Linked DNA regions of Homo sapiens: region 1 is linked to region 2. Evidence: chromatin loops called from intact Hi-C (ENCODE). Cell type or tissue: gastrocnemius medialis. All regions are shown on one strand.

Region 1 (5,000 bases), 370 kb before region 2:
GTAGAAGACACCCAAATCCTTCAGCAGCAAAATAATATGATGGCCCCACCAAATGGGACTTGTTTCTTGGCCTAATGTCGGAGTGACCAAGGGGATGAAAAAAGCGGCAGCATGGTAGGTTGGGAACAATATCAGATTAAGAGTCAAAAGAGTTGGGTTCAAGCCCTGACTTTCTAGACCTTGGACAAGTCTTAAGCTGTCTGAGGTTTCAATTTCCTCAGCCACTCTGTCTATTTCACAGAGACACTGCTAGGGTTATATAAGATGATGTCCATGTAAGGCTTCTGAAAAGGTACAGCCCTATGCTCATCTAAATCTTAACAGTCCTATCAAAGGCATTCCCTCAAAACTAGGCCAATCCACCCACGCCAGGAGGAGACAAGTCTGGGAATAGAGAATAACTCCAGTAAACCAGAAAGCAACTGCTATTTCTGCCAAAAGCACCCTATAGCATTGATGCCAGGAAGAATAAGTCTCCCAGAGACCTGTGAGGCCCAGGAACTAATAATTGTCTTTCCTAGGGAATGAGCCACACTTACCTTTGGTGGGGACTCCAATCCAGTTGAGGTAGCGTGTTAGTTTCTTGGACACGTAGGTTTTACCCCGGGCTGGCAAACCAATCATAACGATCAGAGTCGGGGAGTTGGTCATGTAGGAGGCCCATGCTAGAAGGAAATGAAACAAAATAAAACGAAATGACTAGAGTCCTAGTAAGGTTTTTTGGTGTTTGTTTTTTTGAGACGGAGTCTCACTCTGTCACCAGGCTGGAGTACAGTGGCGTGATCTCAGCTCATTGCAACCTCCGCCTCCCAGGTTCAAGTGATTCTCCCGCCTCAGCCTTCCGAATACCTGGGACTACAGGCGCCCTCCACCATGCCCAGCTAATTTTTGTATTTTCAGTAGAGATGGGGTTTCACCATGTTGGCCAGGATGGTCTCAATTTCTTGACCTCATGATCCACCCACCTCAGCCTCCCAAAGTGCTGGGATTACAGGCGTGAGGCGCCCAGCCCCGCTGGGGTCTAGTAAGGTTTATACACTGAGCTACGAACTTCATAGTCATAATCTCATTTTATCTTCATAAACCTGTGGAGCAAAGGTTCAGCAAGTCTGGGAAGACAAATAAGGAGATATCAGGCAGGCCTCCTGAAATAGAGTTAAAAGGTTATGCAGGCTTCCAGAAAATGCCCAAACCAAGATACGTCTTTCCCACATGTCTGAGGTCTTCACTGCAGTACCCAAGGTGGAAAGAGGAAAAAAGTAGCAAGGCTAAGAAAGAAAATAACCATGCTGCAGCCAGACATGACAGCTCATGCCTGTAATCCCATCAATTTGGGAGAATGAGGTGGGAGGATCACTTGAGGCCAGGAGTTCAAGATAAGCCTGGGCAACATAGAGAGACCCTTGTCTCTTAAAATATATATATATATATATATATATATATATATATATAAAGATATATATAAATATATATAAAGATATATATAAAGATATATATAAAGATATATAGATATATATAAAGATATATATAAAGATATATAAAGATATATATAAAGATATATATAAAATATATATATTTAAGATATTTATATATATCTTAAATATATAATATTTAAGATATAGATATATATAGATATATAGATATATAGATATATATATTTAACTTAGCCAGATGTGGGAGTGTGCACCTATAGTCCCAGCTACTCAGGAGGATTGCTTGAGCTCAGGAGTTCAAGGTTGCAGTGAGCCATGATCCCGTCACTGCACTCCAGCCTGGGCGACAGAGCAAGACTTCGTCTCAAAAAAAGAAAGAAAGAAAGAAAAGTAACAATGACATCATCCTTAACATAAGAATGCCTAGAAATATAAAAATGACAGAGCTGTGAAGGAAGGTCTAATGCTTGGAGATTCTACCAGTGCAGAACTGAGCTGGCTCCTATAATAGGTCCAACAGAGTTTCTGTCTCCAGGATCCCACTCATCCCTTCAGAACCATGGGCAAGAATTAGCTTGCCCACTGCAAAAAGCCCTGCCTCAAGCTGTTTTGGCCTTTTCACTCAGGTCATGAGCTCCTCTTTAAGCCAGAATTTCTAAACCATAGTGAGATTGAGTTGGCAAAGCTTACTTGATACACATTCTGAATAGACCTCAGGAAGCTTCAGGGTAGAGCCAGCCCACAAAGGGCATCAGGGCCAATCTGCCACCATGGCCCACGTAAAAGCAAGACAATTGAGAAGCATTAACAGTCCTCAGTCTACCCTTCCTTAGTAAATTAACTTACTTCAGGAATGCTCATTTGCAGAGATAAGTCTCACTGGACAGGCAGGGCAAACTACATGTTCAGGGGACAGGTGACTTGTCTAGGGACACATAATGAGTCAAGGGTACAGCTGGCACTAGAACACAGATCTTGTGCTTCCTTGCAGCTTTTCTCCATAAAAAGAGGTTCCTCATCACTTTGCTCACAGGGGCTGGCTCCTCCCGGCCCATCTTGCTGCAGAGGAGAGGTGGGAGAAGGACCTGAACTGCTGCCAGCCACTGTCCCGGGGCCAAAAACCACACTGAGGTCATCTGGGATAGCTCAGGCTCTGCCGGCTCCAATGAGGGAAGGCCCTGCACAGGATGGGGGAAAAAGGAAGAAACACCTTCACCTCCCACTTCCCACCACTGCTTCCCAGAAGGTGCCCTGCAAGTTGCGGCTGCCCCTCTGCCTGGTACTAAGGGACCTTGTAAGATTAAGAAACAGTTCTGTAAAATGGAGGTACTTGGATGGGAAATATGACTTTCATTTTTTGAGAAATAAATGTAGAAAGATCTCAATGGAGAAGTGGGAGGAGGGGCCCAGGTAGAGAACCACCCTCGGAAGGAAAAGTTTCCTAAGGGTGTTTGGCAAGAAGTACTCAGAGTGACCCTAGTGGTGAGGAGGGAGAAATGGAGGCCCAGACCTGGGGTCAGAGGGCTTGGCTTTTAGTCCTTTACCCACTGCACACATGGAAAATTCCTGAGTCTCAGCAGGAGCCCCTCCAAGGTAGGTAAAGGAGCAACATAAGTGATTTTCATCTGTGTTCAAATAGGGAGCTTAAAGGCAAGCAAACTGTACCCTGAAGCCTCAGCTGGCATTAATCCCTGATCACTGGCCCCTAACAAGCAGATAGCCTCTGCATGGGATCAGCTGTCTCAGGTTTAAGTAGTAAAATCCCCTGAGTCTTCACTTTCTCCAGCTCGGCTCAATGCCTGCTCTCAATCCCCCATGATTTGGCTCATTACCTGCACTTCTAGGCCTGCTTTGTCCGCACCTTCCAGCCCATTAGGCACTTCCCCCGAAGGTCCTATTACCCTCCCTAAAGTTTAAAATGAACTGATACTTGGGAGCTGCTCTGAAGGCAACCAGGGAACCAGCTGCTCTTGTTTACCCATGTGGACAGAGAATGCTAAGAACAACAACAACAAAAAACTGCATCCACTGGGACCTCCCAAGAGCCCTCCAGCAACGCACCTCTCGCCTCTGTCCAGAATACACTTAAGCACACCTGCTACAACCAGGGCTTCTCATTTTCTGGAGTACAAAACTAAACCACACTTCCTATCTCAAATTACCACACTGGCAAAAGTAGGAACATTCTGTCCTGCCTGTTAAAAAACAAAACCACCTGCCACTGCCACCTGATTAATTTCAGAGACAATGTAACCCATCTCTTGATAGACAATGGAAAACTGTTTCAATCCTGAAATTCTCTTCCACCTTCTTTAAGCCAGGTTCAACTCCTTTTCTTAAACTTAAACTCATTTTCCTTTCATAAACTTGCTTAGATAAAATGAAGACTTGAGGCTGGGCGCAGTGGCTTATGCCTGTAATCCTCACTTTGGGAGGCCAAGTTGGGTGGATCGCCTGAACCCAGGAGTTTGAGACCAGCCTTGGCAACATGGTGAAACACTATCTCTACTAAAAATATAAAAATTAGCCAGTCTCATAACCCGGTCTCAAAATAAATAAATAAATGTATTTTAAAAAAAAGATTTACAAAAAAAATGAGGACTTGATAACTTCCCTCGTGTAAATGGAAAAACTCAAGCCTGGAGAAATTAAGAGCTTTGCCCATGGTCCCACAATAGACAGTCAAGGTCAGGGTTCTGACCAGTCTCCTGATCTCATGACTGCCCATTCAGTCCCAGCTGCCAGCTCCTGTGCCTCATGTCAGCACTTGACAAAGGTTCCCTCACGGTAAACACAACTTGCTCTCCATTCTAATCCTGAAGGATGGTCTAGGAGAGCAATGGTTCCCAGCCTTTTCAGGACCCAGGACGTCTTCTTTTATTGGCTCTAAAGAGGCCTAATATTTAGAAATATGCTGCCCATAAAGCATGTTTCATTAGTGACATTTTATCTTTATTCATCAGAAGTCAGAACTGCTGATTATCTCCTGCCAGTTGACAGGCATGAAATAACCAAGTTCGTATAACTACGGTCAAACACTAAGAAAGCTGATGTTTCAGTTAACCACTATGGCTATAGTTGATGCTGCCCAATTTCCATCAAATATCTTAAAATATTGAAAACAGCTTACAATATAGAACTTCTTAGGAGAGCAAATTAGTAATACTGATGAACATTTCCAATGTGTCTATCTTTTCTATTATTTCTGTAGGAAAAGTTGCTGTCACAAATGTGCAAAGGTGTACGTGTAAGAATGGTCACTGCAGCACTCTTTGTGATGATGAAAAACTGGAAACAATTTAAATACCTATCCGTGGAAAGCTGGCATATCCATACAATGCAGAATGAGGTAAATCTGCATTTATCAACATTAAAAGGATGTCCACAAGACAGTAACTTATTTAAAAAAATAAAAAAGGAAATGGCAGCTGAACAGAATATGAACAATATGAACCTACCTTTATTAATAGGATATACCAGAATAAGATGTCTAAAAGAATCAAATTTGGAAGAAACAGGAGTCTTTTACTTTTCGCTTTCTAAATCCTTTCTGTAGTTTGAATTTTT
Region 2 (5,000 bases):
GGGTGGAAAAGGTAGATATAGACAGGACGGGGGACAGGCATGGTACAGAGAAGATGCAGATGGATAGATGCTAAGGTGTGGGGGTGGAAAGCACAGTTCTGTTAAAGAAACAACATATATAAGCCACTTAAGCTGGGGAGAAAAAAAAAGCATGTGTTCCAAAAAAAAAAAAAAAAACAGATCAGGGCCAGATCTGGGAAAGATGTGGATATCTCATGTATTCTGCAGGCAGAGAGACCCACTGAAGGGCTTAAGCTGGGAAGCTACATGATCAGAGCTGGGCTCTGGGCAAACTAATCCCCCACTGCACGCCGAAGAATCATGGGGGCAAGACCTTCCTTCCATAGCTGAGGGTTCTCAGAGTTAGCCACATGTTTCAACCACCCATCCCACCCCCTACTACTCTCTATTCCTTCTCTCTCTGGTTACACCTCAAACCTAATTTTATTTTCTTTTAAAGTATCCGAGCCCAGGTAGCCAAATCAAATGCATAAAGTCAGGAAAGTCTGAGACCCAGGAGAGGGGGCACTGCCACCCTTCCTCCTCCTCTCTGTGAGCACAGGTCACTAAAGCACATCAGGGGAAGAGAACACAAAGGGTATGAAGTCACTAAGAGTCGCAGGTGGGCTCTGCTGGAAAGGACATGATGCTCGTGAGCCTGGCAGTCAGAGGGAATGACAGCACTTGGCGTGTCTGCAAGCGCAAGTGTTTCCAGGGCAGGTTACTACATATGCTCATTTTCTCCCTGTGGCCTCCCCATCTGCCAGAGATCTGGGTGCCTGTAAGGATGTAGAAGGTATGGGATGACCCCTTGCTGGGCTGTCCAACTCAGCTGTGCAGCCAGGCTGCTCTGAGCTGCAGGGCACATGCAGCCTCCTCATCAGGTCACCTGCATTCCTAGAATTCTCCAAGTTCCAGACACACGGCCTTTAGTGTCCAGGGCTCTCCCCGCAGGACCCTTTGAGCTCTGCAGAAGCCAAGCATGACGAGCAACCTGCAGATTCCTCACTTAGAGAAGCTAGCCTTCTCCAGCTCCCGTGAAGCCTGGCCTTTAGAATCCTACTAACCTTCTTCTAGGAATCACAGAAGCCAAGGAAGGCAGTCGGGATAGGGAAAGACAGAGGGTATGGCTATTCTGAGGACAGGGGCTCCTTCTGTCAGAGTTAAAAATAAACACTTAGCAACTATGCCCAACTCTTCCTCTGCACAGGCCAATGGGCCTTGGCAGATAAATCTTTCCTTGCAGAGGAAATGTGGCCCCAGGGGAGAGGTGGGAGAAGGAGGCCATCGACACATGGTCAGAGTATGTAACTCTAGCTGAAGGCAGTGGGTTCCTCAAGTCCTATGTCTTGGTTGTCATTGCCATCACTCTCCACCATACACCCCTTCCCCCAAATAAACCATAATTCCTGAAAGCAGACATAGAGCCCTCCTAGGCCACGATTAGTATCAACACCTGTCTAGGGATTAGAAAAAATCAGAAAGAATACTAACGCCACGCTGAAGAACAGAATGCCAATGTCAGACTCTGCCCAGTATCTATCAGCTAAGCAAATATTCTAGCTACCTGAGCCCCTTTCCTCATCTTGCTCCACAAGTCTCCAGGATCCCTGGGGAGTAGAGGAAGAGGCCACACCTCCATGGACACACATCAATACTGCAGTCAAGAGGTAGAAGAAACCCATGCACTCGGTGACATTCTGCATGTGGCTGAGCTGGAAGGGCCAGAGGTGCCATGGCCTGACTCAGGAAGGAGATCCTGAGAGCCAGGGCCCAGTTATTCTTGGACGCTGACAAGATGAGGTCACACTTTTGAATGTGGTAGCCCAAAGCCTCACACTGCGGAGGTGGAGAATATAACGTAGCAACAGGGCAGGAGTACACGGTAGGTAGCATGCTCGGTGACAGGGCAGTCGGGTTGAAGGCCTGGGGCAGACTGCCCATGTGGGGCTGTCCTAGCATATAACTATGGTAACTCTGTTACCATAACCAGGTAACTCTGGCAAAGAGGCCTGCTTGGAGGTAAAACTGGAGGAAGCCAGGGCTGGAGGCGAGCACAGTAGAAGGTCTGATCCACTCTGATGAGCTTGGTCACTCTCCTTTTTGTCTAACCCTTTCCCTACTGGGAAATAAGCAGGACAGCTTCACGGAGCTTTCATACACACAAATCTAGACACCTGGAGACATAAAAACCATAGCACGTCTCCCAGCACTCAGAAGAGTGAGTTAGCCCCAAATCACCTACCAAGCTCAGGCTGGAAGAGAAAGGGGCAAGCAGGGAGAATATCAGCAGAAAGTGAGAGAAACAGGTCAGCGGTGTGGCAGGAAGCACTGGGACAGCTAACAGGGCCTGGCTGTGAGGGGAGACTGCAGCAGTGGCAGGTTTATTTTTAGCTGTTCGGCAGAGGGGCTGAGTAACAGTTCTGGGCCCTGGGCAGGAGGCCAGGCTGCTAAGGTCCGGTGTGTACTGAGAGCCTCCTAACAATGTGGATCATTAAAATGGCAGCAAACGAACAACTCGATCTTCTCCCTGTAGACAAGCAGGAGGATAAGGAGCCCCGCCGGAGGACGAAAGTGGAGGAGTCGGCAGGGGGACAGTCAGTAGATCTCCTGTTCAGCCCCTCCCCTCAGAGAGACTTCACCTTTGCTTCTGGTTCAAAAGAATCTTCATGGAGATGAGCCAGAGAGAAGGCATCAACAGTACAGCTCCCTCAGCTCCCTCATATGCTCTGAAACAGAAAAGGCTCCCATCGGGTGGCCACTAGCTTCCGCCTCTGGCCACCACTCTTCACCTCTAAGATGAGTCCTGGATGGACACTGGCCACAGAGATGCTTGGAAACGTCCCTCAAGAATAAGATGCCCTTTCATATGACCCTTTTGGAGGGCTCAGGTTCCCAGCAGAATGAGCGCACAGCTTGGCTGGTCTTGGAGGAGAACACCAGATACAAATATGGGCTGACCTTGGGGCCTTGTCCCAGCTCATTCTGGCACACAGAGGTGTTTACTGATCAGACAATAAAGACCCCAAGAACCTTTCACTGCCAGAGGCCCAGCCCAACTTTATGTCTCCTTCTACTGTGGCTTTCTTCCTCCTCCCACCAAACCTGATGGCCCAGCACACAGGACCCCACAGTCTAAACCTCCGGGGCTGAAACAGCTGCTCTAGCCTTGCATGGGCAGGAAGAGGAGGAAAGAGAACAGACATCACCAGGCAACCCCTTTTCCTCCTGCTTCCTTGGATTCCTGATATCTCTTCTTACTCAGCCTGGTCTGAGGGGCTGAGGGTCACCTGAATGTAAATCCTAATTTCCTCATCAGCTCTGTGAATCAGTCCCCAACTCTAACCTAAGAACAACCCCTAATCCATAACCATACCTTTGGTGAATTAGAAGGCACTCCTTTGAAAGAACCCAGCCACACACAAAGACAAAGCCAAGCAAGGAGACAGTGGCTGGACTTCAGCCTTCGCTTAGCTCCTCAACCAGATCCCTGTGCACAGGGAACAGCCTGCACCAGAAATCACAGTGGCCCTCAAATGCCCCATAACTTGAGAAAGGAATCTCAAACAGGGAATAGAGTTCCTCATCTCTACTTTGCACCACCACTACACTATGATTCTTCTGATTTTAAGGAAAGAGAAGATGCACACCCTGCTAAATTACGTAGTCTATCCTCTCTGCCGAGTCACCAGCATAGAACACTTTCTAAGTCTTCACACAAGAGAAGGAGCAGCTGGTCAGTGATGATTATTCATTAACTGGACACAGGCTGCCCTGGAGCCAGGCACTAAGCTTACGAAAGGGCATCTGTGCTGACCCAGATACTGCTGATGGTCAGACCCGGAGCAAGTCAGCAAGCTATCCTGCCTGCCCTCCACCTCTGGCCTGCAGCACCGCCTTCTACTGCCTCACCCTGCCGGTGCTCAGGAGCTGCTCGAGCCGACCCTCTGTGCAATGAGGCCTGGAAAGTTTAGCTGACCTATTCAAGGTCATGTAACTTGTTAGCAGCATACAAACACTGGAAGCTTTCTATTTATGTATGCACTTATTTTTGCTTTCTTATCTAGCACATAACCCATGGTAACAAGCTCATCTCTACATATCTATATCTGTGTATGTGTGTATATATATATATATATATATATCTTAAAATACAAAATACCAGTATTTTCCTAAAAACTAGAAAAGGTACACAGCAATCTGATTTGGGTTCTATAACTGCCATACGTTATTACACTGTCCAGTGACATGGCCCCTTCTCTTCACCAATGCCCCCATTTACAAGGTAACCCATGTGGAAAGATCCTAGCTGATGCGTTAGTGGAGCTCAGTTTTGCTCCACCAGGTCTACAGTCTTCTAGCAACCAAAAACCAAAGGGGCCCAGACCAAGAGCAGGTCCCAGGGAACCAGGTCTCAAGATGTGGCTCGGATGCTGACACCATGTAAGACCTTGGACATGCCACTGAACATTTCTGCACTAGGCCAGCTTCTTCCTCAGTGATGTGCAAGGAGTCAAGAAAGATGACCAGGGAGTGTGGGTTCTAAGTTACTATGAAGTGTGGGTTGCTTTGCCACTGGGCCTCAAACCATTACCAAGAAAAGCTGCAGTCCCTGCAAAGAACAACTCTTCTCTGCCCATCCACCTCCCTCCAGGACACAGAACCATCTGGAAAGATACAGTGCAGGGAAGAGGGGGAAAAGAGACCTCACATGACACTTGGCAGGGCCTGAAGTAGAGGAAAGGTAGGAGAATAGAGTGAATCCTGCACCACAGACATCACGCCACCAGGAAGAACCCCAGCTCAGAGCATGGCAAGGCTGCTTGGGAACTGGGCAATGGCTCAGATGCAGACGACTGTGCCCTGCTCTTCCCCATCTTGGCTGACATTCCTCCTGGCACCCACTCAGCACACTCCTGGGCTCTGGCTAACAGGAGCTTTGGCCCCTCCCCTAGCCCAAGGATTAAGTTTGCCTCCAGCAGTTCTGAGGCTGGGCTCTT

Evidence for each region. Hi-C counts contacts between places; a loop is a spot of excess contacts. Peaks named below come from ENCODE experiments on the same cell type or tissue, not always from the same donor. Only the 100,000 strongest peaks of a DNase experiment are listed, where the experiment ranks them.
Region 1: it touches region 2 in a loop (4-fold over the local background); 4 of 110 quality-filtered maps call a loop at or near these places.

Annotation. Positions count from the first base shown.
Region 1 is chr1:207,057,618-207,062,617 of GRCh38, reverse strand. PFKFB2 (6-phosphofructo-2-kinase/fructose-2,6-biphosphatase 2) reads right to left here. Exons shown (of 15, transcript NM_006212.2): 3 at 540-665. Among named protein-coding and RNA genes, the nearest start is that of PFKFB2, 6.8 kb to the right of the region's middle. In gastrocnemius medialis, a CTCF peak has its summit at 2,910; DNase peaks (open chromatin) are centred at 2,390, 3,597 and 4,177; H3K27ac peaks cover 4,820 bases.
Region 2 is chr1:206,690,628-206,695,627 of GRCh38, reverse strand. The region is part of intron 1 of MAPKAPK2 (MAPK activated protein kinase 2); the gene reads right to left. Among named protein-coding and RNA genes, the nearest start is that of MAPKAPK2, 8.2 kb to the right of the region's middle. In gastrocnemius medialis, no CTCF peak of the experiment used is centred here; DNase peaks (open chromatin) are centred at 1,747, 2,407, 3,807, 4,897 and 2 weaker places; H3K4me3 peaks cover 2,059 bases; H3K27ac peaks cover 5,000 bases.